Linked DNA regions of Mus musculus: region 2 is linked to region 1. A link is a contact called in ENCODE POLR2A ChIA-PET data. All regions are on one chromosome and are shown on one strand. The core of a region is the stretch at or near the end of the contact, and the rest is flanking DNA. Distances in the headings are between cores, read along the strand shown. Region 1 holds the start of Ranbp17 (RAN binding protein 17). Region 2 holds the start of Gabrp (gamma-aminobutyric acid (GABA) A receptor, pi).

Region 1 (3,247 bases), core at 332-2,831:
AGAGGTCCCGAGTTCAATTCCCAGCAACTACATGGTGGCTTTCAATCATCTGTAATGGGATTTGATGCCTTCTTCTGGTGTGTCTGAAGATAGCAACAGTGAATTCATACACACACACATACAATCTTAAAAAAAAATAAAAGAAATACTGGTTAATATTAAAAAACTGATGAAGATGTCAGATCACACGAGAACAACTATTAATTTCAAGTAGGATGAATATAACACATAGACTTAGTGACAAACTGAAACTGGTCAAAAACAAAGTGAAAGAAAAAAACTTCAAGTACTCTAGAGTATATTATCTAAAGGTGCAATAATTAAGATTGATGGCTAACTCTTCAACTGAAACAATGTAAACCAGAAGACAATGAAATATCATCTTTAAAGTATCAAAAGATTAAAAAACTAAAGCCCAAAAGGCTATTATGGAATTTTATACCCAGCAAAACTACCTTTAAAATTGATGAAATGAGCCGGGCGTGGTGGTACATGCCTTTAATCCCAGCACTTGGGAGGCAGAGGCAGGCAGATTTCTGAGGCCAGCCTAGTCTACAAAGTGAGTTCCAGGACAGCCAGGGCTATACAGAGAAACCCTGTCTCGAAAAACAAAACAAAACAAATGCTTTCAAATTAACAAAAGCTGAGAGAATTTGTTAATATACCTAAGTTGTAAGAAACATTTCAGGAAAATTTCCCCTTAAATACATAAAAAGGCTGTTAAATAGAAGCATTGAACTCTGGAGAAATGAAGAACACTGGTAATGAGCAACTCTGATTCGATATATCTGCTCAATAACTCCTATTCCCATGAAATAATTTGGTGTAAAATATAAGTTCATGTGAAAGTGTAGACAAGGAGTTACAGACAAGCCAGAATTTTATAATTTTAATGCCTCATACACAATGTCAGCTTAACTTACTCAAAAAGTTAAAAAAATAAACAATGGGAGTTGGGCATTGGGGAACAAGAGTTAAGGATAGCATATGGGGGGGGGGGTCAAAGGCTGTGTGTTAGAGGAACAGAACATCTGTGCAGATGTGGGATTTGGGAGTCATGTATTTGTTTCAGAGTTCTGTCAGGAATCAATATGGCTTGTGGTAGACTTAAGGTTTATTATTATGTGTATGAAAGCGATGCAGGTGCCTGCTAAAGCAGTTGGATTTCCACAAGCTGGAGCTACATGCAGTTATGAACATGTGGGAGGGTGCTCTCCACTGCTGAGCAGTCTCTTCGCCTATCTACCACAGATTTAGGAGCCAAAGTGGGCAGTAACACACACCACCTATGCCTGCACTCAGGCCGCATGCAGATGACTGTGACTTCAAGTTCGAGACCAGCCTGGTTCACGTATTACAGTATTCATAGTGAGACCGACGACCCAGTCTCCAAAACTAAGTGGGCAGCTGAGGCGGGCAGTTGGGTCGTGGTGGTGAGTTAAAAGTTAAAGGTCAGAGGTCAGAGGCTCACTCTGAGGATGCAGCGGTTGTAAAAGGAGCGCACCGGCGGTTGGGCGGAGGAGCCCGAAGGACACGCCCCCTCCTCCCCGCGCTCCGCCGGCCCCGCCCAGTCCCGCTGCGGGCTCCGAGCGGAGCGCGCCGAGCACTGGGAGCGAGCGGCTTGGGGGGATCCCGCGGCGGCCGGGCTCGCGCGGCGCCTTCGCTCCCCCTCCCCTCGGCCCTCGGGCCGCGCGGCCTGCGCCGCTCCGGGAAGATGGCGCTGCACTTTCAGGTCAGTGCGCCGGGCTGTGGGCCTGGAGCTCCAGGCCGCGACCCCGAGCCCAGCCCCTTGCCTGGGAACGGTGTGGGGCGGGCGCAGAGGAGCGGGCTACGCTCGGCCGCGGAGTACGCTCTGGTTGGCGCGGCTGTAGCGGCGTCCCGGCAGGTGGGAGCTGGGGCGGAGGGGCCGCCATCCGGCCCTTACGCCCAGCCCGCGGTCGCTGTTCGCCCCGGGAGCTTGAGCTCGGAGGCCGGGACGGCGGGAGCAAGGCAGCGGGGCCAGAGGACTGTCATTGGCCGGAGGCGGGCGCGGGTCGGGGCGCGGCGCGACCGGGAGCGCGCAGCCTCATTGGTGGAGCCTCGGGGCTGGGCGCCGGCTACGCTGAAGGGATGCGGGTCTGTCCGGTGGCTCCCGCACTCTGCCGGTCTTCATCCCACAGAAGTATACTGAGCCTCTCCGCTGTGCATCTCCTGTGGCGGAACGTTCTCGGGATGCAGGGCGACGTCAGCTACCACCCTCGTCCTTTTAGAGCGCGCGATAATTGCTGCACACGTGAAGACTGTTATGGTAGAATTAGTCACGGGATATCGCGGGAGCACAGAAAGGGGGCAGTCCATCCGTAGGTGGAGTGGAGTCTCCACTTGTTACTGGGTTCCTACTGATGGTACATAAGCCTCTGGGCAAACTCGCTGCCTTGTACTCTCAGGGACGTGGGACTCTAGCGGGAATTGTAGGAACTGTATGTAGATACCCAGGTAGTGAGGGAAGAAAGACTACAGACTAAAGACGGTGTGGGCAAAGCAAAGAATTGTGGAAGACCGTTGCATACTGTGAAAATCTGTTCTTGCATCCTAAGATTGATTTGAAAAGTTGTGGATGGCAGAAGACCTTAGAGAAGTAGGCGGGATCTTAGTGACAGTGTATCTGAATGCCCCTTCCCCTTGTAGATTTACATGGATCCGATGGTCCGTCCCATGGACTTAGTGCTTTCTTACTTCTAAAGTAATTTAGAACCAGGAAATAGACCCACATTTTATCTTTTTTACTTACTGTTATCTTTTTATTTACTGTTTTGTTTTGTTTTATTTTTAAGGGTTCCCCAGCTCGGAATTAGCTATTTGTTATCACTTTAGTAAATAGATGTCTTGTGCAGAACTTTTGCAGGAAGAATCTCACAGAGATTACTTACTGTGAATTGGAAATAGATATTCAGATGTTCATAGTGCAGGTGTAAGTCTTGAGTAAATCAGAAGGCGTACAAGAACTTTGGAACCTTTTTGGACTTAGACGATGCCTGGTAAATCGCCAAGCCCTGGAAACTGCCTTCATCTCCAAGTGCAATATTACACAAGTGAGATGTTGGTGCCCAAACTGGTCGTATCATTCCTAGAAATATACACTAAGGTGACATTTTAAGGCATTGTTTCAGTGTCTTCTTCACACTTGGTAATTATGTAGCTCCACGATATAACTACTGTCCACAGGGCAGAGTTGCATGTGTAGACCGCCAGTTCCATGCTTTTACCC
Region 2 (3,247 bases), core at 313-2,812, 65 kb before region 1:
AGGTTCCTGCCTTGGCTTCCGTCTATGACGGATGTGACATGTAAGCTGAAACAAACCCTTTCCTCCCCAGCTTGCGTGTTTATGACAGTAGAAAGAAAATGATCATGGTGTTTATGACAGCAGAAGAAAAGCAAATTGAAAAGACAGAATGAGAGAAGGCTAGTTTCTCGAGCACCTCGTGCATAGGGTCTTCTATGCCAGAGACGTTGAGATGCAACTCTGTGTTGTGACCGCCTGTGATTGCCTGTGACCGCCTGTGACCTCAGAGTTCTTTCAGCAACCCTGCTGAGGATGGACCTCTCTCATCACATAAGATGCGGGCTCCCGGTAGATTAAGCAACTTGCCCAAAGCTAAACCCTTGTTCCCAGTTCCCCCTCCCACAGAGCCTCCCAGATCTCAGTTGTCTTTGTGACAACTCTGTTTATGTGAGAACTTCTTAGAAATTCTGAGAATTAGCCCCAAACCATGGGCATTCAGGTAGAACTTGAAACGGCTATTCAGTCATTCCTGTTCTGGCCACCTTCAGGTTGCCAGGTGAAAGTGGGGTCACTCAGGTGATGTGAAAGGGCTTTCTCTTCAGCATCCACACCCTCCCCGCAAGCACAGAAATGTTTGGGGGTGGGGGGCTGGCCAGACTCCAGAGGAACACTAAGCGAGTTGGTCTAGAGCCAGAAGCATCTATAGTACATTGTACCCTAAGATCCTCCCCTCCTGCCCACTTCCTTCTGCTTCCTGCCGCTAGCTCCTGCTCCCTCTGTTTATTCTACCTCCCTGCTCCACACTGGGCAGGGTCTGCACAGGAGCTTGGCCCAGGGTGGCCTTGACATTGCCAAGAAGGAAGAAGGTGCCTCTAGGCATCCTGCCATAGCCTCTGCCCTCTCCCTGCCCCTCCCTCTGGTTCCCAGCCCTCTCAGGTATGACACCAACTTCCAGAGGCTTCTACCCTTGACCACTGGCTACAATATGGAGTTCCCTGAAGGAATTTGTTTGAGACTTAAAGGATATTCTCTAGGGATCTGGGATACAGCAAATGAGACCAGAAATCTCCAGAATTACCCCCCACCTCTTCTGAGCACCACTTTCCTAATCCTTAGCATTTTCTGTGTCTTTGCAACTGGAAAATCTGAATAGTCTCTAGTAACACATATTATTAGACGATGTTAATCCCAAACAAACTCAGCCAAGGCAAAGCCAGGACTGAGGCTCTCAGAAACAAATTAAGTTGTTTTGTGGATGCAAATCTGATGATTAGGCTAACTCGGATCCCTTTGCACAGTGTTGGAGGCACGTCCCCTGAAAGCAGAGTTTATCAAAGTGGTGGATCCATGCACTGAACTCTTAAGACATCTTGGATCACACAAGTCTTTCTCAGCTGAGGTTTGGGAGTGTGGCTAAAACGGGAACCCAGAATCAAAGCATAGATTAGCAAGATAATCAAAGCACATCAAGAGCTGGCTGATTCTCACAAACAACCCAAGACCAGTCAGAGCTCCACCAAGGGAGGAGCTGGAGGAGGCCCCACCCACCTATACCTGGTTCAGCAGCTCCAACTTCTCCAGAGAGAGAGCGCGCCACTCCATCGGAGACTGGGTGCATACTTAACACCCAAAGAGTCAGGACTGAGATGAAAAGGACCCTGGAGACCCAAAAGAGTATGCTCTGTGTGAGAGTCCTGCCTGAGATCTGGAAACACCTGCTGTAACAGCTGCCTGGTAAGGGAACGACTGGCATCCCTTGTGCTTGGAAAGAAGGCAGTAAGGAGCTGCAGGTGTGAGCCCTGCTGGGGTGGATGGGAGGGAGGGAGGGAGGGAGGCAGGCCTGGAATCTGCTGAGCCCTAACTCTGCCTCAGGTCTTAGAGTGTAGTGCGATGCCCTCTGTCAGAGTGAGAGACCCAGGTTGGCACTACCCTGCCTGGCACTGGAAATGTCATCATTTTCCTCTCTGCTGCCAGGCTAGACCAACAGGCACAAGGCACACCTTCATGGTTTTCTTGGGGAAGATTCAGGGCACTAAGACCTTTCAACTACACCTGCCTACCCACACATGACACACCCACTGAAGTGACAGGATGAGGGAACAGAAGTGAGTGTGAAGGAGGCTAGAGCATAGAGCACTCAGGCATTTCTGTGATGGAGCAGAGGTGGGAATTCCCATCAGAATCACCTCTGCTTCTCAGAGTCACTGCCTCCCAGGTGACACTCAAGTCCTGCGTGTGACCTGTTCTTCTTGGGTGGTACCAGCCGAGTATGCAAGGAGTAGTTTCAGCTTCAAATTGTTCTTGAACCAGTGAGATTACTAAATCCCCCAACGGAAGACACCGAGAATAGAACCAGTGAAGCAAATGGAAAGTACTATTTATTGTTTATGTTTATTCTGATTTGTCAGGTGGGAAACCAAAGCTGAGAGGTTAACTATGACTCAGCTTGATCTAACTCCAAAGCCCAGGCTCTCCTCTACACACAGATAGGAGATTTTAGCCAGAGGATTCAGCTAATCCACCTTGCAGGCGCAACTGCTGAAGGCTGGAATCTCCACCTACCCTCTCATGGTCTTTGATCACCACTAAGTGCTGGCTCTGATGCCTGTATCCAAAAGAGAGGACTGAGCCTACATCAAGAGCAGTAGACATATAAATAGTACCTTGAAGATTGGCTCATCAGCTATATGGGCTGGTGACTCCTGCTGAACTTCCAGGACCTGATCCCCAAAGTGGATTTGACATAAGGAGCAGGGTCACATGTGATCCCTGGGGAACCAAGGACTTTCTCCATCATAGAAAAGATGTCACATTCTAGCCTCCTAACTCACTACTGCTTTTTTGTTTTGTTTTGTTTTGTTTTTTTGCTTTTTGAGACAGGGTTTCTCTGTGTAGCCCTGGCTGTCCTGGAACTCACTCTGTAGACCAGGCTGGCCTCAAACTCAGAAATCCGCCTGCTTCTGCCTCCCAAGTGCTGGGATTAAAGGCATGCGCCACCACCGCCCGGCTCACTACTGCTTTCTTGTGCCCGGTATGTTCTGAGTTCTCCATGTCAGGCTGAAGTGAGAAAGGTGTTAGTGGTGTGGGCCCTGCCCGAGAAAACCATGCTAGTAAACTGGTGCCAGATGTGACCTCTGTACAGATCAAGGACTTGGGAAATACTGTTCAGACAGTGGCCACTTAACTAAAGTGGGATCTACGCTGAATCCATCACAAGTCCGAGGTTCCTCTCCTGAACCAGATAGCCAGGATGACACCCAGGCTTGCC

The links. ChIA-PET counts read pairs that join two places held with the same protein, here RNA polymerase II (POLR2A).
Region 2: POLR2A ChIA-PET joins it to region 1 with 10 read pairs in embryonic stem cell. The contact joins the promoter of Gabrp here to the promoter of Ranbp17 in region 1. POLR2A ChIA-PET finds 5 or more read pairs at or near these places in 2 of 5 experiments (Patski and embryonic stem cell).

Annotation. Positions count from the first base shown.
Region 1 is chr11:33,512,087-33,515,333 of GRCm38, reverse strand. It overlaps Ranbp17 (RAN binding protein 17), which reads left to right and starts at 1,581. Exons shown (of 28, transcript NM_023146.3): 1 at 1,581-1,732. The coding sequence starts at 1,715.
Region 2 is chr11:33,577,272-33,580,518 of GRCm38, reverse strand. It overlaps Gabrp (gamma-aminobutyric acid (GABA) A receptor, pi), which reads left to right and starts at 1,562. Exons shown (of 10, transcript NM_146017.3): 1 at 1,562-1,713.